2 separate regions of the Homo sapiens genome follow, and region 1 is linked to region 2. Evidence: read pairs that join two places in POLR2A ChIA-PET (ENCODE). Cell type or tissue: PC-9. All regions are shown on one strand. Each heading gives the region's core, and the rest is flanking DNA. Links, peaks and the distances in the headings are about the cores only.

Evidence for each region. Peaks named below come from ENCODE experiments on the same cell type or tissue, not always from the same donor. Only the 100,000 strongest peaks of a DNase experiment are listed, where the experiment ranks them.
Region 1: POLR2A ChIA-PET joins it to region 2 with 6 read pairs; 2 of 35 experiments call an interaction of 5 or more read pairs at or near these places.

What each region holds. Positions count from the first base shown.
Region 1 is chr2:235,833,228-235,840,633 of GRCh38, reverse strand. All of the region lies in intron 9 of AGAP1 (ArfGAP with GTPase domain, ankyrin repeat and PH domain 1), which reads right to left. Among named protein-coding and RNA genes, the nearest start is that of TNRC17, 320 kb to the right of the region's middle. In PC-9, for the core only: no CTCF peak of the experiment used is centred there; a DNase peak (open chromatin) is centred at 3,773; H3K27ac peaks cover 498 bases.
Region 2 is chr2:235,959,355-235,966,760 of GRCh38, reverse strand. All of the region lies in intron 12 of AGAP1 (ArfGAP with GTPase domain, ankyrin repeat and PH domain 1), which reads right to left. Among named protein-coding and RNA genes, the nearest start is that of GBX2-AS1, 200 kb to the left of the region's middle. In PC-9, for the core only: no CTCF peak of the experiment used is centred there; no DNase peak of the experiment used is centred there.

The DNA of each region.
Region 1 (7,406 bases), core at 1,759-5,758, 130 kb after region 2:
TCTCTGGGAATGCTGCTCTACCGACCACCTCCTGCCTGGGCTCCTGCCCTCCAACAGCCTCCATTCTGCAGCCAGCATGGCCCTTCTGAAGTACAACATGGTACCGCTAGGACAACACGGACCCACGAGTATTGAGATCTGACCCACCACAGTGCATGGCTTCTAAAGGGAGAAGTATAGAAAAGGAGGCTAAGGAAGAGGCTGTTTCTAACACTTTCTGGGCAAAGGTGAGAACAAGGAGAGGAACAGCCTTGTCTTCTCTGCCCCTACATAAATGTCGCCGTGTTATGTCTCTAAGCCACTTTACTTTAATGGTCACTGCAATGTCCACTGAAGCCATCAGAATGGACAGCGGCTGAAGCCATCAGAATGGACAGCGGCTGAAGCCATCAGAATGCACAGAGGCTGAAGCCATCAGAATGGACAGCAGCTTGCTGTCATGAAAGACTGGTTGTCAACAGGTGTCACCTCTGGAGGGAACCTGCCCTAACTCCCCTAACTGTAAGGCCAGGAGGGGAAAAACAGAAACCACAGGCTGTGGGAAGATCACAATATGACCTGATTACAAACATTCCCATCAAGGGTTTTGAATAAACAGCTAATACACTCTTAGATGGAAAATTATTTTCCTCATAAATTATTTCAGATTTTAATTTTCCCCTTTTCTGGGTATGCTGCCTCCCTTCATTGACTTTCTCATTTTAACAGAAGTTCGTAATTCTTTATAAGAGTCTCTCATCCTGTGTTGGTGACATCTATTTCTGAGTGGAAATCAGGCTACCAAAATGTCTTTCAAATGATAATCTGCAAATAAAAAACCATTTCATGTATGAAAAGGCAAGTACTCCTCCTGTTCCCACATCTCCTGGAAAGGAGGTACACGTAGGAGCCCCTTTCCTCTGCCTAATGTTCTTCTAAAGTGGTTGTTCTTAAGGGGGTGGAAACGAACTCGCTGGGAAAATGGATTCTCAACAAATCTGCCCTCCCCAGGAAAGCCCCTTCCCAAAGCCTAGAGTCTGGCTCCTCCAACATCACGTTTTGTTTTTAAGATGGGGTCTTGCTCTGTCGCCCAGGCTGGAGTGCAGCAGTGCGATCATAGCTCACTGCAGCCTTGAGCTCCTGGCCTCCCGAAGTGCTGAGATTAGAGGCATGAGCTACTGTGCCCGGCTTGCTTTTTGCTTTTTTAAGCTCTCCAGGTGATTCTGATGAACACCTTTAAATGGGAAACACTAGAGAATAGATGCCCGGGCCCCACCCAGGCCCAATGAGTGTGACTCTGACCCTCCGTGGACGGAGTGTGTGCGTGTGTATGTGTGCCTGCACGCCCACACCCGTGGGCATATCCAGGGTTGAAAATCACTGGTCCAACAGCTTTGGGATCTCCTTGTGCCATATTTAAATGGAAAAGCACAGGTTTGTGTTCTCAGACTTTCTATTTCAAACTCATTCTATTTTTTGCAAGTTTTTTCCATAAAAGATTGCTTCACAGTAAATGCAGACTCAGGCCCCTGGGGAGAGCAGTGGCATGGGCATGGATTCTGATGCTCAGACCTCGGTCACATGAAATATCCGACAGAGTTGATGTTCTAAACACCAACACACCAGCAATTTATCTCTTGAATAAACCTCACGTACACCCGCGTTAGCTTAATGAATGGCTTTATGTTTCCAACTGAAATTCCCGAGCGGCAACATTTCACCAGAAAGTCTTAGGCACTGGATTTTTCACTTGTAAGTCCAAAAAGTTGTGTTCACTTCTAATTTATGCTTCTTAAAAAAAAAAAGTCTTTAATCAATTAGGGTCAGAGAGAGAGGCTTTCTGTTCACTAAATGTCATCTGTAGAAAATACTAGAAGGTTGGGGATGGATGTAACACATGGAAAGCGAAGCAAATGATCCCTTCGGGGTTCCCCTGGCACATTCTAGTGCATACCTAGTACAGTCAGATCTGCACAGCAGTTACTGAGACAAGCCTGACTTTCTTGCTAGGTTGTGAGTTTTTAAAAGTGTAGACTGTATCTCACTAAATCAATTTCCTTTTTATAACTACTGATGGTGGCTAATACATACATATGGTCAGTAAATGCTGGCTGGTACAATACGTAGTTAATCACATCATAATATTTTGGAGCAAATTATTTTGAATTCTTCAGATTTTCTGAACACTTACCCCTGGGAAAAATTCTAAGGAGGAATAAATGCTTCAGAAAGCACAGTGCCTCTTCTTCCTCCTACCATATGAAATGTTACAGAAACTGTATATACACATACTTTTAGCAAAATCACTTTGGAGGCAAAATATTCACCAATGGCAAGCCTGTTATTTATCAATAGTGCCATTTACTTACATTTGTGAGATGGCTTGATTGTCAATTAAATGTGTTAAACAAACTACAGCTTTGTAAAGTAACCCTGGCATTCCCTCTTTTCTTTTTTTGGGGGGGTGGGGGGACACAGTCTCACTCTGCCACCCAGGCTGGAGTGCAGTGGCACAATCTCTGCTCGCTGCAACCTCCGCCTCTTGGGTTCACGTGATTCTCTTGCTTCAGTGTCCCAAGTAGCTGGGACTACATGTGCACACCACGACGCCCAGCTAAGTTTTTTTGTGTTTTTAGTAAAGATGGGGTTTCACCATGGTGGCCAGGCTGGTCTCATACTCCTGACCTCAGGTGATCTACCCACCTCAGCCTCCCAAAGTGCTGGGACTACAGGTGTGAGCCACCACCCCCGGCTCTGACATTCCCTCTTAGCCTTTATTAAGGGAGCCTGTACTCCCTTATCTATTCTATTTTTAAGCTTAATTTTTTTCTAACATTTATCTGGAATTAACAGTAATAAATTTATTGATGAGAAAAGAGACTCTCCTCCCATATGGAGTTACTATGACCTAATAAGGTTTAATGTCTAGTGTTTACATGTGGTTACTTTCACAGGAATACAGAGATCATGACAATAGTAACTTATTTAGTGAGCTGTTGTTATATGCCACCTCCTTTACTGGTAGACTCCATCATCTTATTAATCCACCAACAACCCTGGGGAAGAGGGTTGTTCTATCATCCTCATTCTGCACCTGAGTTAACTGAGGTTCAAGAGGTCTAGGGGTTTGCCTGAGGCTCACAGCTGGCAAGTAGGGTCTCCTTCCATGGCTTAGGGCCCTGGACCTAGCAGCCCTCCCCACCTTCCCAGCTGTTCTGACCCTGAACATCAGTGTCAGGGCTCAGGCCAACAACTGTGTATCTGGATCCTTTAGAGTAAACGTTCCCTCTCAGGAAAGTACTCAGTATTACTTTAATGTAACCGCTGTTAATCATATTTAGCCTAAACCTTTCAAAAAAAAACCCTTGAAGGCTGGGTGCAGTGGCTCATGCCTATAATCCCAGCACTTTGGGAGGCCGAGGTGGGCGGATCACCTGAGGTCAGGAGTTCAAGACCAGCCTGACCAACATAGAGAAAGCCTGTCTCTACTAAAAATACAAAATTAGCCAGGCGTGGTGTTGCATGCCTGTAATCCCAGCTACTTGGGAGGCTGAGGCAGGAGAATCTCTTGAACCCCGGAGGCGGAGGTTGCGGTAAGCTGAGATTGCGCCACTGCACTCCAGACCGGGCAACAAGAGCAAAACTCCGTCTCAACCCCCTCCCACAACCCCCCCAACCCAACAAAAAACCCTTGAACTCTCCATCCAGCTGCCTGAGTTGTGATCTCCAGTTTTACACCTGCATTGTGAATCACCTAGAAAGTTAACTGTGAATGTAAATGGCACCAGTGTAACCCGTTCCTCCTGTTCTGTCTGTGCCCCTGTGGCTCTGGCCTGGGTCATAGTTCTCTATCTCGAGGAGGGAGCTTTAGAAAACATACCAGGAACTTGATTCTTCAGGGCTGTCTCCATCTTCTCCCGCTCCTTGAGAAGAGTGGATGAAGGAGCCCTGGACTTTTGGAATCACCCACTTAAACTGGTTAACTTTAAATGCCTGCCCCCTGAAGCATGACACAGATCAACACGGTTTGAAATCTGAGAACCCAAGAGGAGAAAAAGTGTGACAGACACCAGATTTCCACTTCCCGGCTAAGCGCCTTGCAGCAGGCTGGCTGAGACACTGACTTCGATATCACAGTGTGAACCTGTACTTAAGTGACTGGGTTCTGAAGCAACCCCAGTCACGAGTGCAGCTTTCAAAAGTCAGCAGCATTCCCACAAGGGAGTGGATGCATTTCCTACAGGACCACTTGTTGGTGTTTCTCCTCTATCGGCCCCCAAAGGATTCTGCAGGGCCATCACCAGCACTCCCGGCCACCTGCTGCAGTGCTCTAATTTGAGTATTACTCACTCAATATTGCTTTTGATCGCTGTACCTTTACCAAAGAATTAAGGTAATGGAAAATTTATGGCAATATTTATAGCCATCAAAAGTTTGCTTCATTCAAAAGCCGGCTAAAGGGCTTTAGACCTGTGCTGTTCAGTTTACTCTTTTGATTGCTTTTCCACTATGTAAATCAATTTGTTAATGTTCCTTACAAAATGCATGAGCCAGTTATACTGACAAACACACAAAGCTCATTTGTAATTAGCAGTTAATTAGTAAGAAGGAACAGATGCTGTTAGAGTTTCAGCAGGCGAACAGGTTCTGTAAACAATGCTTATAAATCTAAATGAATTTATTAACCACAATACAACTGTCAACATTTTGCTGGCAACCATACAAAATATGGCGGAATCCCCAAAATGTCATTACAATGTATTAATAATCACGGTGACAGCCGGAGCCTCTCCAGTCAGTGGTTGGCTCTTGTTAGCCGCCTTCTTTGTCTAAGAAGCAGTATCAAAATCATTACTTTCTACCTTAATCTTTGATACACACTTATTAGTAAACTACACGAGCAAAGCTTAACATGATACAAACTTTTTGCAATGGAGACACGATTTTGTTGTAAAGTGCCCAGCACAGGGCTAAGCACCAAAGTCCCAGCCATCTCCAGGAACTCAGTGTCCATGGAGAGCCAGATATGAACCCCTTGTCCTCCTCGGAAAAGCTTACACAACGTGCCAGCTACTTTAACAAAGTAATGGACAAAGTGCTAAGAGGCCCACAGGGTGGGGCAGTGGGCAACTTACACCTCAGATGAATAAGAATGGTTACACAAGAGAGGGGCTACATGAGCAACATCTGAAAAGATGACAAGTTTACAAAACACAGACGTAGATGAAGGAAGAAAAACGCTCCAAGCTGAGGAGCCTCTCTGCCAGGTGTGGCAGCACAAGATACACTGTGTATTTGAAAACCAAGAAAGTTGATGGCTGGGAGCTCTGGGGAGACTATCTGAGACCAGACCAGGGTTGGGGTGTACAGGCTCTGACACCTTCCAAGGGTTATAAACATTTTGGTGCAGGCCATGGGGAGCCACTGAAGATTGCAACTGAAGGAGTGACAAAATCCAGCTGGCACTTACTGAAAGCTACCTCTGAGCTCAGCGTGGGAAACGCATGCCCGGGGAACACACTGAGGGCACCTGTCCATCCAGTGAGGCTACTGTGCAATCGGGGAGAGCAAAAGTAGAGAATCGGGAACGGGGGAGGTGTGAGGCCGAGGGGCGAGGATGCCAAGACTTTAAGCGAGACTCCCTGCTCTGGTTTCTGAAGTCATTCCTGTCCACTCCAACTAACGAATCACATGTTCTCGTGATGTTAGCAAAATGCTTCCGCAAGTTTTCTGCATAGAGTCTGTTCCACCTGCGTGGCGTGATTAAGACAGGCTCTCCCTATGGCAGAGGGGCCTCATCCTCCACCACTAGACCCGAGCCTCTAAGGGCCTGGATATTCCACACATGCGCCCAGAAGTCAACCTCACTTTCCACATCCACCTTTCTCCGGATGCCTGTCTAACTTCGGAGACTCTCGCTCTTGCTGACCTTTTATTTAAATGGCATTTTCCTATCCTCTCACGGGGACCTCGCAGGGACCTCCTTTCTAATGGTCTGCTAAGTGAACAACTGGTGAAAATGAATGTGAACTCCAGTGGATGGTACCCAAAAAACTGACATTCCAGGTAAAATATTTTCTCAAGGCAGGCATGGAATATGTAAATTAAGAGCCATAATTATGGGTTATGCTGCAGAGGAGGACAGGGCTCTGCCCTCCTGCTGCTCACAGACCGGGCTCTGTGGCCTGGGTGGGTGCACGAGGACAGGACGCAGCGGGGGAAGCAGTTATTCCAGCAGGCAGGGACAGAGGATGAACCAGGATACACCCTTTGAAAGGACAGAAGGCATATCTGAATCTGCAGTGTGATCTTGTCCCCATGTTCTGTCTGACACTGGTGTGTCCCTATGAAATAAAAGCCTGCACCTCATACTATGCGGAAGAACATGCAGAGACACAAACCCCATGGCCAGCACACCTCTGTGTACCTGTGGAAGTAGCTAAAGAAAACCTGGAACTTTTCTCCCACAAGGCACCACATGGGGCGCCCATCTGACCACGGTGATCACGCTGAGAACTAACCATCAGCTGTTCCAACCGGGCAAATGAGAACTCAGTGTGCCCGTGGACTGCATAGAGACACAGCACTGGATTTCGCCAGACTGGCCTACATGGAGGGGGCTGGCTCAACTAGGATGACAGTTAACATGTCAATACTGGACAAAGAGCCAGTGCTGCTACTGGCTTTTTTTTTTTTTACAAAAAAAATGTGAGTTTTACAAAATATGTGAGATAATTAGTGGGTCATGAAATTACTTTAGTGAGCTGCAACCAGAGCTTTAAAAAAAAAAAAAAAAAAACCAGATTGGAGGATTGGAGTGAGATGCACTTAGGATCATTTCATAGAACATTTGTTTCAGTTATACACATGTATTCATAAACATGCACACATGTAAGTGTGTGATCCCATTTTATAACCATATTTGTAGTGGGATCCCATTTGATAAATATCTTTAAAGGTTTACCAGTTATTGTTCCATTCATTCATTCGGGATATATTTCTTGAGCACCTTTTATGACATTCACTGTAACGAAAAGTCAAGATTTCTACCCACATGGAAGCCAGGATAGGTGGGATCCAGAGTGACATTAGCAAGCACTCTGAGGAGGGGGCGGGGTGATGAGGAGAGTCAAGGTGAGCATGAGGGCCTTGGAGAGTGGGGGTGGGTGGTTTAGGTGTTTCAGAGAGAGTGAACTTGAACAGGGGTGCAAACTATGGGGATAACCACTTTCATCCTGGAGTACTGGCATTAAGGGGTGACTTCTACGTTTTTGTCCATGTACATCTTCTAATTTTGCTACAGCAAGCAGGTATGATTTTTCTAAGTTTCTAAAATAATCCTGCCCTGTCCCTTCCTTCCTGCTCATTTGGCCACGTGTGGTCCCGCTCCCGTGCCTACGCCAGCCTCTGTCGTGGCCCTGGCATCA
Region 2 (7,406 bases), core at 1,463-5,462:
CTGTGGGGAGCTCCTCCTGCGAAGAGGGTGAAGGGCCACCCCAGGGCTCCTGCAGGGCAGCCCAGGCAGCACTGGACACCATGAGACACCTGAGACTGTGTCAACCATGTGCACTCCTTGTGGGTGGTCACTCACTCACAAAAGGCGGAAGTTCCCTTCACCACTTTAAGGAGTTGCGAGAAATGTGGCAATTCGGTGTCTCAGCAACTTTCCCTCTACCAGGCAGGAGGTGCTTCCTATGGACGCACATCCTTAGATGCAGAGGCACACGGACAGGTCACTGTCCCCTGGTGGTAGGTGAGAGGTAACATCAATGGCAGAAATCTGGCTGTCAGCTTCCTGGGGTGCCTCTGTTGTGACTCCACCATCACGGCTCCTCTACTGGCCTTCTCGCCCTCTCCTCCATCCTTAGAGGAACAGGCTCCCCTCTCTCCATCCCCAGAGGAACAGGCCCCCCTCTTCTCCATCCCCAGAGGAACAGGCCCCCCTCTCCTCCATCCCCAGAGGAACGGACTCCCCTCTCTCCATCCCTAGAGAAATGGGCTCCCCTCTCCTCCATCCTTAGAGGAACAGACTCCCCTCTCCTCCATCCCCAGAGGAACGAGCTCCCCTCTCCTCCATCCCCAGAGGAAAGGGCTCCCCTCTCCTCCATCCCCAGAGGAACGGGCTCCCCTCTCCTCCATCCCCAGAGGAACGGGCTCCCCTCTCCTCCATCCCCAGAGGAAAAGGCTCCCCTCTCCTCCATCCCCAGAGGAAAGGGCTCCCTCTCTCCATCCCCAGAGGAACGGACTCCCCTCTCTCCATCCCTAGAGGAATGGGCTCCCCTCTCTTGCTAAATGAACATTCCTAGCTTGTCCTGGTCCCATCTTTCATCCTCAGGTGTCTTGGCCAGGTCACTTCCACTCATTCCTCCCTCTCCACTGCGTCACTTCTGTCCTCAGAGGTCCCAAGATCTTTCATGCCCACTTTCCTAAACCCCATTATTCCTTAAAGGGTTATTTCCTTAACCCTTGAAGCCACAGTCTCAACAGCAAACACTCATCCAAAGTTACTACCCAACAGGGGCTATTCCAGGCTCTACCTTCAGCAATGCGTTCAGGACTCTTAAGCAATCCGCTGAGGCACGTGGTATCCCTACCACCTCCACTTTACAGATTAGAAAACCAAGGCACAGGGGAAGGTTAAGTAACTTGCTGAAGTCACAGAGCTCGGTCAGGTCTGCTCAAAACCGCTGCAGACCTCTCCAGACAAGGTTCCTATCCAGATAGAGGGTTTAAATCCACTGTGTTTCTTCCTGACTCCTTGAAGTCTGGCTTCCTTCACCATTGCTTCTTCAAAACGGCACACTGTTTCACTGTGCCTTCCTTCGCCCCCGTAAGACTTCCTTTCCCTTATCATGCTAACTGTGCTGGCCCAAGATGCCATGTTTTCCTGCCTCTCCTCCCTACGTCCACAGGGGCATTCTCCATGTGCATGACACCAACACCAGTTCCAGGCTTGGCTCTACCTGACCCTCTCTTCCCGGCAGCCGGCTCCCAAGAAACAGCACTCACTCTGACCTTTGCATTCCGGGCAGCTTTCTCTGCTATCACCTTGGGCTTCACCCTTGAAACTGCCACTTCCCTGCCACTTCTGCCCAACACTTGCTTTCCACGGTGGACATCTGGTAAACCTCCTTGGTTAACTGTACCCGAGGTGTAGCCAGCAGTCCTGAGACCCCCTGAGCCTGCACTATGACAGTTTGGTTGTGGTGGAACTGCAGAGGTGGGAGCGGGCAGGTTTAAATAAGACACTTCCCTTGCCTTGAGCAGCCTGGGACCTCGAGCTCAGCCTGTTTTCACAAAGCCGCTCCATGACTGCCTGCTCTCCATTTAAGCACCACGTACCCCTGGTCCAGTTCTTACCTTACCCCCAAGCCTAGACTGTGCGGCCAGCTCCACGAGGTCCTTCTCCTCCCAGACTTTCACCTTTTAAGCTGTCCCATGATTTTACAATACTGATATTTCTAAAGTAGTGGTTCTTATATGTATTTCTGAAATACTAGATTCCACTGAATATCAGATAAAAGCTATAGATATCTTGGAAAAAAAAGGGCGAGCCTAATTAATTTTTATTTATGATTTAACAGTGTTCAGAAGCCTCATAACGTTCAGGGGGTGGGGCATCCAGAGACCCCAAGATCATTACCTGATTCTAAAGCAACCCTTCTCTGTGTTATTCAATGCTCAAACCAGGCAGGCAATCTTTTTGCTCATTTTAAATATTTTCTGCCCAGGGTTCCCAAGTCTTTACCATCCCATCCTCTCTATTCAGTGTTAGGAGCCCACTTTGCCAGGTATGGTGCCAGGCCATGGGAAACAATGGTCACTGTGACTGTCTTTGCCCTCAGAGAGCTCAACCCTAGTCCTGCAGGGAGATAAGCAGAACAGGCAAACGCAACTCTCCTCGGCTGCCAGGGGCCGCTATTAAGTAATATTATTATATTAAAATCATATTATTTTACTCTGTCCCTTGGGTGTCCTCTCATTTCGACAGGCCATGTTCATCCCCAACTGTGCGTCCTTCCCTCTGTCACTCTGTGTTTGTAACACTCTCTCCCAAACTAACATTTCTCATCTCTACACTCCCACGGAGCCCACAGTTAGGACCTTCTGCACGAGGCTGCCAGTCGCTTATCTCAATCTAACTAGCATGCCTGTGCCCAGGGCAACCACCAGTGCTCGCCTCCCCTGTGGTGACTTGTGCAATGCTGAGCCTACAGTAGGTGCATTATATCATAAACTCTCTTCCGTTATCCAGCGGTTGTTTTTATGAGTGTACACCGCTATTTCGAAGACACTCAGAACACACACATTAGCTATGCCGTCCACACGACAGGCTTCCACAGGGGCGTGGTAGGTCTACCGCTAGGCTCTCTATTCCAGGCCACCACTCTATGTCTCTGTGTTCTAAGCCTATGTGTTGTTACTCTTCACTATCGCCTTAGTTATGCTTGACCGTTCTGAGCATATACTCCCATATATCCATCCACATCAATGAAAAAGATGGTGAACAGGGTGGAGTCAAGATAGAGCTTCCCACCTTAACATGCACCATCCGCTCCTGGAAGATTCTAAGAGTGACCACTGAGCCTAGATAAATTACACTGTCTTTGTGTTCAGCTCACATATCTTTCAACTTGCCTATGAGGAAACCAAGGAAAAATCTTGTCAAATACTCTGCTGAGGGCTATATGGTACCCAACTCACACGTATTTTTGACAACTGAAAACGATAAAGGGCCATCTATTTGATGTCTATTCATTCTCTTTAATAAACTACCTCTGTTCAAATACATCTGTTTCCTTTTCTATGTGCACACAAAGCAGCCCTTTAACAACTGAATTCAGAATCCCACCTGGTTGTGACCTGACTCACTGGCATCTAGCTCAGAATTCACGTTTCTGGAAATCAAAATGGCACGTCTGTTTCTAGGCCCCTTCCCACTTTTAGCTGTAGAAAACTTTTTGCAAAACAGTTGACAGGGACAGGGCCCTCTCATTTCTAAGCTTTCTCCATATCTTGCAATATTTATAATTCTCTTGGTGAGTCCGAGAAATCCCGGACTCACCTGGAGGAAGCAGCTAAGTGGCAGTCTTGGGAAGGAGACAGCACTTGGAAATACCACCACCCACCTTCCTCTAAGAGACCACCACAGCCAACCCATCAGCATTTCCTCCACATCCACGTTTTCCTTTTGTGTCCTTCCACACGAGCACTTCTAGCCCCATGGGACTCTGGATTCCCACAGATCCACCGGTTCTCCAGGAACCCCCACCCAGGACCTCTGGCAATGGCTGGAGACGTTTCTGGGTATCAAACTGGGTGGAGTGGAGGTGCTACAGGCATCAGATGGTAGAAGCCAGAGGTGCTGAAAAATGCCCTACAATGCACAGGACAGCCCCTGCCACAAAGAACAGTCTCAAATACCTAAAATATCAATAGCGAGAAACCCCATGGAATTTCAACCAGAGCTTCTAGTTTTCAACCTCTCGCACACACCTCCTTTGGAATTTTGGTCTGTCTGCATCTCAGCCTCCTGGGTGTCCTCTCCAGCACCCTGGCCTCTGTGCCACTCCACCCTCATGAATCTCTTCTGCCCTGGACCTCAGACACCCTCTCTCATGGTCTCACCCAGGCTTGCTACCAGCAAGAACCACAGTTTCTAGGGTCTAACTGCCACCCCCACCCCTGCCTCCCCAGCTCACTAGGCCTTCACTCCCGTGGCTCCTCTATGCCCTGAGTTCCATGCCATCTGACGTCCAACCCGCTCACATCCCACGGTTTTTCTTATACAGCCGGGCAGCATCGCACACGACTTGAAACTCACCCTTGTAAGTTTCCCTTCTCCCACCATCTCTCCTGAGTAGGAAGCCCCAACTTCACTGACTTCCAGCCCTCCACCTGCTCAGCACCGTCATGGGCCAGGGCTGGGAGAGGGTGGTGCCATGCACACCGGCCTCCTCTGTGTGGTCAGTGTACCCCTCAGTGGCCTCTGGCCTGCCCTTCAATCCTACCTCACTTCTGTAGTAACCCACTTCCCACTCTCCAAGGGGCTATTTCAAAGCTTCTCCTCCCGCTTCAAACACCCCACGCCCCACACCATCCTCACGATGACCTCACTTTTCACTTCACTGAAACAAAACAAAACAAAACAAAACAAAACAAAACAAAACCAAAAACCAAAAGCATCCATCAGAAGAGGACACCCTCCACCCCGCCCTGCCCCAGCCTGTCCCCAGCAGTCTCCATGGGCGCGGGGCCCCTCCCCTGGGAAATGGATGCTCACCCACCCTCGCTCACCCAGCACCCGGCACTAAACATGAGCTGTCATCTCACTTTTTTGTGCGTGTGTGTGACGAAGTCTTGCTCTGTCACCAGGCTGTAGTGCAGTGGCGTGATCTCGGCTCACTGCCACCTCTGCCTCCTGGGTTCAAGAGATTCTCCTGCACCACGCCCAGCTAATTTTCGTATTTTTAGTAGAGACGGGTTTCAACATGTTGGCCAGGATGGTCTCGATCTCTTGACCTCATGATCCATCCGCCTTGGCCTCCCAAAGTGCTGGGATTATAGGCATGAGCCACCACGCCCGGCCCTGTCATCTCACATTTTTAACACAACTCTCCCTTGGCCGCACACCTCCACCCTGGACATTTGACTCCTGCCCTTCTTTAAAGCACAACTCCCTAGGGCCTGTCCCTCTGCACTGCTGTCCACGGCTGGCCTCACTCCAGTCCCGCTCACATCCCACCAACCACTGGTGTGTCCTTGCTGGGGCCGGCGGCACCCTGCAGGTGCTGCATCAGTGGACAAGGCTCAAAGCAGTCACACCAGTCTCAGCAGCATCCACACAGCTCATCCCTGCCGCCTTAGACGGGGAGCCGTGTGGAGGGGTTCTGCTAGGCAGGCAGAAGGGACACCAGGAAGTTTTAGACTCCAGGAGCCAAAGGAGGAAGCCCCAAGAGAGGCCTTCCCCAAGCTGGCCACTGGCGCATCCAGCCCCTCCCGGCCCCCTGTGCTCCGTGGCTCTCTCCACATGGGGACATGACATGCTCCATGCGTGTTTCTTTGTTTACGGAACATCTTCCCTATGAGCGCTCGAGCTTCAGGAAGGCAGGCCTTCGCTCATCCTCTTCACCAGCACACATCCTTCCTGAAACAGATTCAGGATGAGTAATGGGGTTCGATACGTAATAAAGTTTTATGAAAGAACTAACCTCTGTGTGACAGACACTTGCGCGGGTGGATGGAACGGACCACTTTCTGGTGTATCACACAGCAGTGTATCAATTTCGCGACTTAGTTTTAAAACCAGCCACAAGCACGCTTTTGTGCCAAACCACTGTCCTATGAGTTTCCAACCATTTGGAATCTATTTTTAGGCGAACGACTGAGTCCATGAGTGAAGTCTATTGACACAGAGAAAGCATCTCCCTGTTGAGTGTCCCCACGCACCAAGCGTGCCCTAGGAGCTGGCCGCTGTCAGAGAATAAAGGGCAAGACCCCTGTCCCACGGGGCTGATTTCTAGAGTGAAGAGAATGCCTATCAAATTTCTTGCTTGATGCCTTCCATAAAAGACGATTTTTCTTGGGCCCTGCTACCTGAACAAAGAAGGAAGAGGGGAATCGCATCTCCAGTAAGCACGCCGATAGCAGGGGCCACAGGTGCAGGGAGAAGTGAGGTACGGAAGAGTCCGCACGCCCACCTGCACTGGACCGAGCATACCCAGGCCACCTCCAGCCACCCCAGAGAATGGGACCAACAGGGAGATGAAGGTGTCATTGCACCGGGAGAAAGCCCAGGAGAGGGCTGGGGAGACAGAGAACAGAAAAATGTGAGCCTTGTCCTGGCCACTGCGGGGAGAAGGAGGCAAGCTTTTCAGAGGACACAGGGTTGTCATGGGATAAAAACAACTGCAATCTCAAGAATGGAAACAGAAAGCCAGGCCAGCATTCATGAGCTCCTTGCAGTCGTCCTCAGGAGGCTATGACTCGAGTAACTGACGTGTGCAAAGCACCTGTGATCCTGGAAGCAGCACCAGCCCACGCTCTGATCTGCTGCTTACAGGGCCGAGGTCCTCCAGGGTGGGTCCGCAAGCACCCTCCCCGCCCCCATTTGGAGGCATGGAGTTGAGGCAGTGACTTTCCAGGCCATGCTGCAGGCAGGGCAGGGTGCGTCTCTGCCCACTGCGTTCTCCTGCCACGGCAATGCTCCAACACTCCATAGCCCAGGCCCTGGACATTTTACTCCAACTTTCTTGCTGGAAGGAGACAACCAGTGGCGCCTGACCACTCAGAGGTGGGGTGTCTACGGTGGCCCAAAAGGGAGGCACTCAAGCCCTTAGAGAAGCCACATGCTCTGGGCTGGGGCGGGTGGGAGCAGGTTTGGCAGGAGCGGACAGGCAGCCAGTGGGGAAAGTGGCACAGCTTTGACAGGAGGAAGCTCTGGTGCTAGTTCCAGATGCTTGCCTGTGGGAGGGCCCGGCTGCAGCAGCAGGGGAACCGGCTACACGAGGGAGTGGCCATCATGGTGCTGAGAAGGTGATGGCGGGGTGAATTAGGATGTGAATTGAGGGGGGCCGTGGCAGGAGACAGAAGTCGGGCAGGAAGTGTCACCTGGGACTCAAGACCAGTGAGGAGCGACCAGAGAGGACCCACCTGGAGGCCAGGCCCTGACCTCTCCTGGGCTGGGTGTTCTCATGGCAAGAAGGACCGGGTTCCCGTCCACTGGGCGCTGAGCTCGGCCACGGGAATATGAATGCCCCTGGCTTCTAGGTGTCGAGAGCTCGCTTTCAAGGAGTTGTTTAACATTCCCCTGGTTTAAAATATGAGCAATCACAACGCACTAGGCTTCCACGCTGTGCTTTT